2 separate regions of the Homo sapiens genome follow, and region 1 is linked to region 2. The links are chromatin contacts, found by Hi-C in ENCODE. All regions are on one chromosome and are shown on one strand. The core of a region is the stretch at or near the end of the contact, and the rest is flanking DNA. Distances in the headings are between cores, read along the strand shown.

Region 1 (5,550 bases), core at 2,231-4,730, 470 kb before region 2:
GCACACCATAGGCCAGCAGTTTGCTTTTGGGCTCCATTCCTTGAGCACTTTGTAAGACTGTGCTTCTCCTGCCCAGGTGAACAGAAAGGAAGAGGCTTCAGGTTCACATTTTTACTCACCAACTGCTCCTCAGGCAGCATCTGCCTCATCAGGACTTCAGATTCCTGATGACCTGATTGGCTTTCTGGGCATCTTTCCTGAATAGTCTTTATCCTGCAGAAGATGCAACTCCACGGGTTCCTGAGAGATGGGGCATAAAGTGAGCAATGGCAGGTTCTGTGAATCAGCCGCCATTCCTACAGTTGTTCAAGTCCTCTGCTCAAGAATGCCTAGTGGTTTCCACCTTGTATCCAACTTCTCTCTTGGAGGCCTCTGCACTAGAGCCCCATTTGGACTCAATAGCCAAAGGCATGCCCTCCCACCAATAGTGATAGCAGGGGTGATCATCTGTTGGCTGAAGTGCCCCATGAGTGACAGAATCTCATTCACCTCAAAACTTAGGGTTTCCATCTGAGCCACTGGGAACTTGATAATGAGCACGGTTTGCTACAGTTAATGGAAATGAGTACCTTAAGCACAAAGTGTTGGGCCTCTATGAGTCAATCAGATCACAGAAAAATCAGAAAACAAGTTCTTGTTTCTCAACTTTGCTGAGTAAGCAGAGAGCACAGGCTATAGGCATCCTCTCCCTTGGCCCTGCCATATCTTATACCTAGAATCTGTGCTGCAGAAACTTCTTGAAAAGGAAATCTCCAGAGAGGTGTCAGATATCTTTCATTTGTTCCTAGATTCATTCTCCAACCTTCTCTACTAGGCTGTCTGTGCTAGGAGGCTTTTGATAATCAGGCAAGCACAATGACCCATCCTAGTGATGCCAGCATCCCCTTGGCCATGTAGTGCTTGCTCAAGGAGCCTGTTACAAAGTGCTCCTTTGAGAGCACTTTGCATCTCTGGTGCAGAGATAGGGGCTATACAAGGGCTCAACCAAAAAGCTGGTTTTTCTTCTGCCTCTGCAGATTGGCCAACTGGTCAAAAGCAGAGGTTTATGCTGATCCCCTGAGATGACACCCTGGGAGCAGGTGGGTCACATTAGCCTCCTCCATTATGGAAGGGCAATGCTCTGCCCTCATAGAGTCAGACACATTCCCGGTAGAGATCATCCTCTCAGCCTTAACAATTCTGTCCACACACCACTCACAGAGCACCTTATCAATCTCCGTGGTATCCTGCACACCATCACCTCTGTCCAAAGGCACATTTTTTAGCAAAGGAAGTGAGCAGGGGACTCACACTTGCAGAATTCACAGGTCTCAACATGTGACCTGTGACCCAGGGTCAGTTGGCTTGATAGACTGCTGCAGCACTGGCTTTACCAGCTGTGTGATGGTCCCACAGCAGGTGGTGTACTCTTTAAACCAGCAGGCAGTGTATGATGGCATCACCCCATTAGAGAGCATGGGTCTGGGAGCCAAGTAGGGGAGGTAGAAGTTGACACCTCTTACTATTGCACTCAATAACCACTTGAAGAGTTTTTGCTTCCCATTAATCTGCTGCTACCAGCACTGTTCAACAGCTCTGGATAATACTTGTGGATCTTGATGCTAAGGAGCCTGCTCCTTATGCATCAAGAAACACATAACCAGGTACAGAAACTCTGCAGAGTACTCATGAGTGGCAGGAGGAGCTGTACCACAAGAAGGAAGGGCTCAGGGAAGGGGACATGTCTTACTCACTTGTTAGCTTCCACGGATGGGATGTGGCAGTGCTCATGAAAGGATCTTGGACAAGTGTCGCAGCAGAACAGCCGTCCCCATTTGTTGCACACCTCACATATATTTGAGTTTTCCGGCTAGAAGGGGAGATGTAGACATCACCGGGATCAGTGAGACCCTTGGACCCTAGAATATGTGACCTTTTTATGTATCAAGGGCACACTTGTAAATTTCTGTCCTCAAAATATTAAAGATTGCTGAGTGGAGATCTCAGAAGACATTTTGGTCTGCGGCAAAGTTCAGTAGATAGTGGCTGTGTGTCAGGCCAGAAAAGTTTTCTTTATGAAACCAGAGATTCTGACATGATGACTAGTGACAAAAATAGGATGAATTAGAGATTTTTTGAGCAATTTATTAAACAGCTGGGAAAACCTGGCCCAGAAATAGTGTCTTTTCTAGCTGTCTACATCGTATCCTTTAAACTGACTTGCCAAAGGGTGATTTACTGAGAATTTAATATGATGGAATAAACTTCTGAGATATCACTGCAACCCACACTCTTGTCATAGCAAGAATGAGTTGAAGAAAGGGCTTGGGGGAGGAGTTCCTAGATGTCAGTTCTTTTCCTGGAGGGCTCTGGGCCTGCAGCAGTACCTCTGGGATGGAAAAACCGTGGGCAAGATGACCAGGTGGGCACCAGGGAGTACAGGGCTTTTTGCTTTTTGCTCTGGGAACCTGGAGGAAGAGTCCCCATGACTTAGGCATGTAAGGTGTTGTAATTTCTCTTCCTCTACAAAGTCACTATACAAAGAAGAGACTAAAGTCACATAAATAAAAACAATTCTAGGCTGCAAGATATATCTTGCCCATGTGTTCCCTTTCAATGGCAGAATTTGAGTGGCCTATTAGGAGCCATTTCTTGGGCACATCTCCAAGGGGGGTGCCTGAGCTTCCCCTGGAGTGGGGCCTTGTAACTGTTTTTCCTTTTTGTTGTAACAGATGAGACTCATCGATGCTGACCACTATTTTTAGGCTGCTGGGTCAAGGTTTCTGATACATCATCCTATAAAGTACACTGCAAGTGGGCCCCAAGAAAGAATAAATACCACAGGCAAATCCTATGTTTGAAGTTCCATTGTCTAGAAAGCCTGCAAACTTGGTGTATGTCTCTTTAACCTTTTTAGTAAGAATTTTTTTCTTTTGCTTACAAGTGGTTCTCAACTTGCTCTACAGTAGAATCCCCTGGGAGCATTAAAAAACATCTCTGGAGCCCCATTACCAGAGATTTTGATTCAGTTAGTCTGGGTTGGTGTATAGGCATCAGTATGTCTTAAATATTGTCCAGATGGTTCTAATGTGCAGTCAATAGTTGAGAACTCTGGCCTCTAATGCAGTGGTCTCTGGACCAGCAGCAGCAGCACCTGGAACTTGTTAGAAATATACAGCCTTGGGCTCTGCCTCTCACTTGCTGAATCAGAAGCCTAGGGGTAGCTCCTAGCCAGCTGTGGTCTATGAAGCCCTTCAGGTGGTTCTGATGGACCCTACACAATTGTGGCAATTGTGATCGAACTGTATTGCACTACAGTGACTCACAACTTTTCTTGTGCTAGAAAAACACAAAACACCAGAGGAGCTTTGGAAACACCAATTCTCAGGCAGCACCTCAGACCAATAACATCAGAATCTTTGTCAGGCGGTTGCGGGGGATCCCCAGGTGATTGCAACGTGCAGCCAAGGTTGAAAACCCACATTACAAAGTGGTTTCTCCTGAGTAAGGGCTGGGAGGTCATAACTAGAGTCATTAACAGCCTACAAGTTTGTCTAGGAAAGTTTTTGAAAAGGGGTGAGGACTTCCTTGCTGGAAGAGTTGCCTTTTCCTCTTCACAGAGGGCTTGGCTGTGGGCTGTAAGAAATGGCCCTATGGGTCTCCCTTAGTCATCAAACAAGTTATGCAGACCCCAGAGATGAGAGCTGTTTGACTACTGAAGGGTCTCACCTCCAGCAAAGAAACAGAAACAGTGTGGATTGATCTAGATCTTGCTAGGGAAGAGCATTGGCTAAGAAAATAGAGGGCATGGCAACTTCTTTTCTATCCCCTCTCAATTAGTGTCCTGTACCAGTCCAGCTGCATGGCATTTTTGTTTTGAGACAGGGTCTCACTCTGTCACCTCGGCTGGAGTGCAGTGGTGCGATCACAGCTCACTGCAGCCTCAACTTCCTGGACTTAAGTAATCCTACCACCTCAGCCCCTGGAGTAGCTGGGACTACAGGTGTGTCCCACCATGCCTGACTAATTTTTGGTATTTTTTGTGGAGGTGGGGTTTTGCCATGTTGCCCAGGCTGGTCTCAAACTCATGGGTTCAAGTGATCCTCTTGCCTCAGCCTCCCAAAGTGCTAGGATTGCAGGCATGAATCACTGTGCCTAGCTTACATGGCATTCTTACAGCAAAAGGTGCTCCTTGCAGTTGTGCAAAAGGCTGACCCTGCCTAAAATGCTCATCTCATTGCAATGAAAAGAATCAAAATGTGACTTTGTTTAGACAGGGAAGTCACCCATGATTTTGTTATTGAAATACCAGGGGTTCAGTTTAGGTCCTGCTGCTTGCCACGCAGAAAGCCAATCACTGAGACAATGAGTATTGCCAAGCAAGAAGGCTTTAGTCGGGTGCTGCAGCCAAGGGGATGAGAGATCAGTCTGAAATCTGTCTCCCTGACTCACTAAAGTTAGGGGTTTATATAGCAGAAATGTATCTATATTCAGGGAAGCAGGAATTAGGGAGTGGTAAGGAGGAATTGGTTAACAGGAAGGAGATTATTGGTTAGGCAGTCATAAGGGGTGAGGAGTTTGGCATCTCATTGTCCAAATACAGTAATCTGGTGAGTTTCAGTCCCTTGATGTTATGTGGGGGTCTGACGGTTGGTTTCCTGAGAAAGAACTCAGATAAGACAAATGTAACTCTCTCAAGTTTTAAGACTGAGAGGGTCAATTTCTATGTTTATTCAAAATAAACTGTAAAAATCAGATTTATGGGACAATTGGGTTCATTTCAGTGCCCCTTTTCTGTTTATCAATTCCTCAATCATGGGGAACTGGTTGTCAATCTTTCTGGCTGTTTCATGCTGATGAGGAGTGTCGTGGGCAAATCCATACCATGGGTGACCCACATAGCCACCCAAAAATCAAAAGTTAACTGAATACTATAGGTTTCTTCTGAAACACACTCTTTTTCTCTCCAGTCTCCCACTTCCACTAAAGACAAATCACAGCAGGACCAACCTACCTGCCAAATAAGCTTCAGTCCCATATACTTGGCTTATTTGCCCACACAAAGTGCAGCAAGAACCATTGTCCATGTAGGCTATCTTAAACTGGCTTTGCTGGAACCTCTCACAAGGCCATTTCAGTCAAAGCCCTGGGAAAATGACCAGTTCCTCCAACTGTGTCTCATTATAAAAGAAAACATATTCTTTTTTTTTTTTTTTTTTTTTTTTTTTTTGAGATGGAGTCTTGCTCTGTCACCCAGGCTGGAGTGGAGTGGCATGATCTTGGCTCCCTGCAGCCTCCACCTCCCAGGTTCAAGTGATCCTCCTGCCTCAGCCTCCCGAGTAGCTGGGACGACAGGCATGCACCACCACTCCTGGCTAATTTTTGTATTTTTAGTAGAGACGGGGTTTCACCATGTTGGCAGGCTGGACTCAAACCCCTGACCTCAAGTGATCCACCTGCCTTGGCCTCCCAAAGTGCTAGGATTACAGGCATGAGCCAACACACCCAGCAGAAAACAGATTCTTATTAAACATACGCAAACACATTGCCATGAATTAATAATATTCACAA
Region 2 (5,744 bases), core at 2,590-5,089:
ACCTGCCAAGACCAGATGTAACCAAGGTCCCCACTTGGTAAAAGCATCTGCACTTACGGAAAGATAAATCCAGTCACAGGGAGAATCCTGGGGGGGCACAGACTGACCCACCAAGCCAAGAGGTGGCACGGATTTGGGCACAGCACTGGATTTCTGGCCCTGTGTAAGAGAAAGCATTTCCTTCCTCCTTCATAAAACTTTGCCTGGCTGTGCAGCGTGTGGCTTGCCCTGTGATTTCTGAGCACACTTGCATTTCAGGCACTTGTGTTCTGGATTCTAGTCTTTGATCTCCCACATTAAACTCAGAGGAGTGGGGAACAGGGCCATACTGAGAGACAGAGGATATTCTTGGTGACCATGTGGGTTGTGGGTCATCTTTACATCTGGGCTGGCTACAACAATGAGGCAGTCACGGTGACACTTTAAGGCATTTCTCTAACCCCTTCAATGTTCTGTGCTAGCAACTTTCTCAAAAGCTAATTCTATCCCACTCTGTGCCTATTCTACACCATTAAACCACCAAAATTAAGGCAAAGATTGTCCAAATTCTCAGTTTCACCCCAACTCCAAGGTGGGATTATGAAATCAATTGAGTACATGATTAGAACTAAGAGAGGAGGCTTTTACAGGCAGCATGTGAATTAGTTTACATTCTTAAGATGTAAGGTTGTTAGCTAATGCAATTCAATTAAAGGTAAGATTGCTATTGAGAGAAAATATATAATTTGCCTAAAAATCAAGGGAGAATGTCAGGTTTCTCTACTTCAGATACATGAAAAGAGTTTAGCGCTTATATTTTACATTCTAATTGAAGATGGATTTTTTTTTTTTTTGAGACAGAGTGTCGCTGTGTCACCCAGGCTGGAGTGCAATGGCGCTATCTTGTCTCACTTCAACCTCCGTCTCCTGGGTTCAAGCAATTCTCCTGCCTCAACCTCCTGAGTAGCTGGGATTACAGGCACCCACCACTACGCCCTGCTAATTTTTGTATTTTTAGTAGAAATGGGTTTTCACCGTGTTGGCCAGGCTGGTCTCAAGCTCCCGACCTCAGGCGATCCGCCCACCTCGGACTCCCAAAGTGCTGGGATTACAGGCATGAGCCACTGCGCCTGGCCTGATAGTGGATTTCTATTTATTTAACCCAGACATACCAACTTATGGGTCACAGTCCTCTTTGCTTTGGGCCTGTCCTCAATCCACCTGTGTCACTGAGAGACCAACAGACAGGTAAGAGCAGTGAAACTTATGAAGACAAAATAATTGATCAGAAAAGCCTTCATGGTCCAGAGTAGAAGCTTCTCAGAGAGCCAATTAAAGACTGCCTGGGTGTGTGGAGGTGGGACAAGGATTACAAAGCAGCACAAGGAAAATTTTGGAGTCATTTGATTGAGGTGGTAGTTCCATAGACGTGCTGTAACTCATCGAATTGTACACTAAATATGCATAGTTCATACGAGATCCATCCTACCTCCATATGCTGAAACTCATCAAATTGGACACTAAATATGCACAGTTCATATGAGATCCATCATACCTCCATAAGTGGGCAAGTTTTCAGAGAAAAAAAAAACAGACTTAAAAATCTTACAGACTTCTTTTCCAACAAAATGGATCATCGGCAATTGAAGTGCTTGTCAGGAACCCTAATCTTGCTGTCAAAAGCCTGCTTGAAATGAGTGGATATGAGAGGCACCGCCCAAGGGAACACTAACCATCCAGTTGCCCGTGTTCTTATCAGCAAAAGTAAGATATGTAAACCACTGAAGCCTAGCACCTCATCAAAATGCCCTCACTTGGCCACAATTTCTCACAATTTTCTCAAAATTTTTTTTTCTTTTTTTTTTTTGAGACAGAGTCTCACTCTGTTGCCTAGGCTGGAATGCAGAGGCACGATCTCAGCTCAAGGTTCAAGCGATTCTCGCCTCCCAGATTCAAGCAATATCGTGCCTCAGCCTCCCAAGCAGCTGGAATTACAGGCAGGCGCCACCACACCCAGCTAATTTTTGTGTTTTTAGTAGAGACGGGGTTTCACCATGTTGGCCAAGCTGGTCTTGAACTCCTAGCCTCAAGTGATCCACCCGCCTTGGCCTTCCAAAGTGCTGGGATTACAGGCGTGAGCCACTGTGCCCAGCCTCAATAATTTTTAAATCAAGAGTTGATATAAGATTAGCTGGGCATGGTGGCACGCTCCTATAACCCCAGCTACTTGGGATGCTGAGGCAGGAGAATTGCTTGAACCTGGGAAGCAGATGTTGTAGTGAGCCAAGATTGCCACTGCACTCTAGCCTGGGTGACAGAGTGAGATTCCATCTCAAAAAAAAAAAAAAAAAAAAAGAGAGACAGAATTGATATAAGAAATAGCAATATAGGCCGGGTGCAGCGGCTCATGCCTGTAATCCCAGCACTTTGGGAGGGTGAGGCAGCCAGATCACTTGAGTCCAAAAGGTCAAGACCAGTCTGGGCAATATAATGAGACTCCGTCTCTATAAAAAGTCAAAAAAATTAGCCAGGCATGGTGGCGTGTGCCTGTAGTCCCAGCTACTCAGGAGGCTGAGGTGGGAGGATCACCTGAGCCCAGGAGGTTGAGGCTGCAATGAGCTGTGATCATGCTACTGCACTCCAGCTTGGGTGACCGAGGAAGGCAATGTGAAATACATGTGAATTTTTTTTCAAAGAAACGAAAAAGAAGGAAGAAAAGAAAAAGGAAAAGAAGAAAGAAGGAAATCTGTGGTAGGCAGAATAATGGTCTCCCAAAGATGTCCACATCCTAATCCCTGGAACATGTGAATTTGTTACCTTACATGGCAAGAGGGGAATTAAGGTTGCAGATGGAATTAAGGTTGCTAATCAGCTGACCTTAAAATAGAGAGATTATCTGGATTATCTCATTGGACTCAATGTAATCCCCAGGGTCCTTAAAAGTGGACAGGGGTGGGGGCAGAAAAGGGGAGACAAGGCAATGTGAGTATGGAAAGAAGACAAAATGACGCAGCAGTGCTGGCTTTGAAGATGGAGGAAGAGCCACCAGCCAAGGAATGTGGGCGGCCTGCAGAAGCTGGTGGCTCTCCCCTACAGCCACGAGAAGGAACACAGCCTTCAAGGTGGCCAACACCATGATCTCAGCCTAGTATGACCCATTTCAAACTTCCGACCTCCAGAACTGTAAAATAGTGAATTTGTGTGGTTTTCCTCTGCTATTACTGTGGCAGTTTATCACAACAGCAGCAGAGAATTACTGCAAAACCTTCAGGCGGGAAAAAACAGCACAGGCTTCATCGACTCACACATTCACTTCAATAATACAGAAAACTGTCCAAGGCAAAGCACTATGTTGTGTGCCCTGCTGGGAATGAGGTAGGGAGGTATTGAGATGAAAGTTGTGCCTGGTGCCCACGAAGGTAGGTAATGGACGTGCAGAAAGAGCAGGGAGAGGTGGGACCCAGGGTGGAAACAAGAATGAGGGACTGGCCGGTCACGGTGGCTCAGCTTGTGATCCCAGCACTTTGGAGGCCAAGGCCAGAGGATTCCTTGAGTCCAAGTGTTCGAGACCAGCCTGGCAATATAGTGAAACCCGTGTCTCTAAAAGAGAGAGAATAAGGGACTTTGAGTCCTCTTTGGCCAAAAATATTTCAGTGAGGGTCTGTTTCATCCCTTCTCTCCCATCTCAGAGAAATGGAGGCTACTGCTAGTCTCACTTGCATCCTGGATTAGATTTCAGGACCTTTCCGCCAGTGATAAATGTGCAGCGCCTTAGCGGAACCTCAGCCAAAGCTATAAACTTCAACCGGCCACAAGAGTGTGCATGTGAGGTGACTGCATTTTTTTTCCCTGCCAAACCAGAATTAGCCGGTATAGGAATGAACGAGCATGAAGATTTGAAATTGCTCCGATTGGAAGGAAGCCCAGGTTAGGTTTGGGCACCTCCAAACGCACCCGTTTTAAAGCCACCTGGACTGAGGCGTCGAGCTTTCAGCTCCACCAAACGCTCACCTGGCCTGGCAGCGAGCGGCGGAAGAGCCCGGGAGCCCCTCACAGAGCGCACCGAGCCGGGCGGAGAGCTGAGCCGCAGGCACCCGCGTCTCCAGGATGATAGGCGACATTGCAACAAATCTCTACACCCAGCAGCTCAGGGGGCTCCAAGCAGAGCAGCAAGTTCGAGGATCCGGGCGTGGAGCCGAGTGAGGCCGCAGCCCAGCGGGCCTCGGGCGGTGAGTATCCGAGGCCGCGCGCGCCGCGGGCCTGGGGAATGGAGCGACGCCGGGGGCATCGGAGCCTAGGTTTCAGATGGCCGCTGCACCCCCAGGGACCCCCGGGAAGGGGCAGCCCCAGCCCAAGGCAGGCTCGGGAAAGGCTGCCCGGGCGGTGGAGGGCGAGACTGTGCCGGGGCAGGTGGTAGTGCCAAGGCCGCCGCGGGGGCTTGGGAGCTGCGGGCGGGCAGGGTAACCGGCGGTTCAGGGCAGACCGCCAGGCGGAGCTTGGGGACGCGCGCCTTGCTGCTCAAGCTGGCCGGGGCCCCGCGAGCGTCATCCTGGGCACCCCCGTCCGGCTGGAGAAGCGCGTTCTGCCCGGAGCCCAGCCTCGCTGCCCGGCTGCTCTCTAGGCCCGTTTGGGACTCGAACTGGACAGTGATGAGGCGCAGAGCGGGGGACCCGGGGCTGCGCCTAGGGACTTCGCGGGGTGCGGATGCCTCTCTGCACAGGCTGTGGTGCTGCAGCCGGCCCAGCTTCCCCGGTGGGCTGCTGGCTTCCGAACGCGCCGAGGGATGCGGGGTGCCCGAAGTGGGGATGTGGTCTCGGGGTGCCAAGGGAGCGGGAGCACCGAGCGCGGGTGGGGGCGGGCGCTCGAAGGGTGGGGCGCGAGGCCGGACCCCGCGGGCACGATCCCGCACCCAGGGCGCGCAGAGGCTGGGCCCCCTTAGCGCTTCCGATTGAGGCTCCTCAAGAGAGGCTGAAATGGGGTGAGAGACCGGGGACGGCCATTTCGGGGCTAAACGCTGCCAAGGCCATGACGATGTTTTAGGAGCTGAACTCTGCTTTCCAATTAAGCCATTTTCTTTCTGAGGAAAAGTTGATTCGGGCTCATTAACAAGGATGACTGAGGGCCATTATTGGGGCTTAGAGAGATTCTCCTTTGCCTTGTCTGGCTTCTTTGTTTGCATGTGCGTGCGTGTGCGGCTGTGTGTGTGTGTGTGAGAGAGAGAGAGAGAGAGAGAGAGAGAGAGAGAGAGAAGAGAGGGGAGAGAGGCAGTGTTGGGGGTGGGAGGAGGTAAAACAGGCTTGGGATCCTGCAGGCCTGGGTTCCGATTTGGTTTCCACAGCCTGCTAGTTTAACCTTTCTAAGCTTCATTGCTCCCATTTGATGGCTCAGATTCTTCCTCTGTAAAATGCGGACATTCATGCCAATTGGACTGGAGGAGAAGCCACCAAGCACAGTCCCTGACCCAGAGCGAAGCATGTATGTGTTGAGTCCTCCTAATTCGGTGTGAATTTTTCGGTTCTGTTTTTCTCCTATGCTGTCTGCACCAGCTCAGCTCAGCTCCGCTCCCCAGCCTTCTCCGCGGCAGCCTCTTCAGCCTGCTGGCCGCAAGTGCGCCCTCTAAAGGCCCCAAATGCCCTGTACACACCAGGTGAAGAGCGCGGAAGCGCCTGCAGAGCAGAATTAAAGGTGAAGCCCGCACTCACCTGCGTGGGATGCAGAGCCGCTACCACCACGCTCTGCGTAGCTTTGGGGAAGACTGTAATTTC

What was found. Hi-C counts contacts between places; a loop is a spot of excess contacts on that map. Pooled maps may share reads with other maps.
Region 1: a loop to region 2 is called in a pooled map, with 4 times the contacts of the local background. The contact joins the enhancer-like site here to the promoter of SLC16A14 in region 2. A Hi-C loop is called at or near these places in 1 of 37 single-sample maps with no recorded cell type and 2 of 50 pooled maps.

The regions. Positions count from the first base shown.
Region 1 is chr2:230,535,566-230,541,115 of GRCh38, reverse strand. SP100 (SP100 nuclear antigen) reads right to left here. Exons shown (of 29, transcript NM_001080391.2): 25 at 1,734-1,849; 26 at 120-240. Among named protein-coding and RNA genes, the nearest start is that of SP100, 120 kb to the right of the region's middle. Within about 2 kb of position 3,480, at least 2 of the 41 ENCODE cell types and tissues checked have a DNase peak (open chromatin) inside an H3K27ac peak, as active enhancers do.
Region 2 is chr2:230,067,019-230,072,762 of GRCh38, reverse strand. SLC16A14 (solute carrier family 16 member 14) reads left to right here and starts at 3,839. Exons shown (of 5, transcript NM_152527.5): 1 at 3,839-4,208. The region is part of intron 1 of LOC107985995 (a long non-coding RNA gene); the gene reads right to left. RefSeq lists enhancers at 3,776-3,835, 3,846-3,965, 4,361-5,131 and silencers at 4,196-4,465, 4,736-4,985.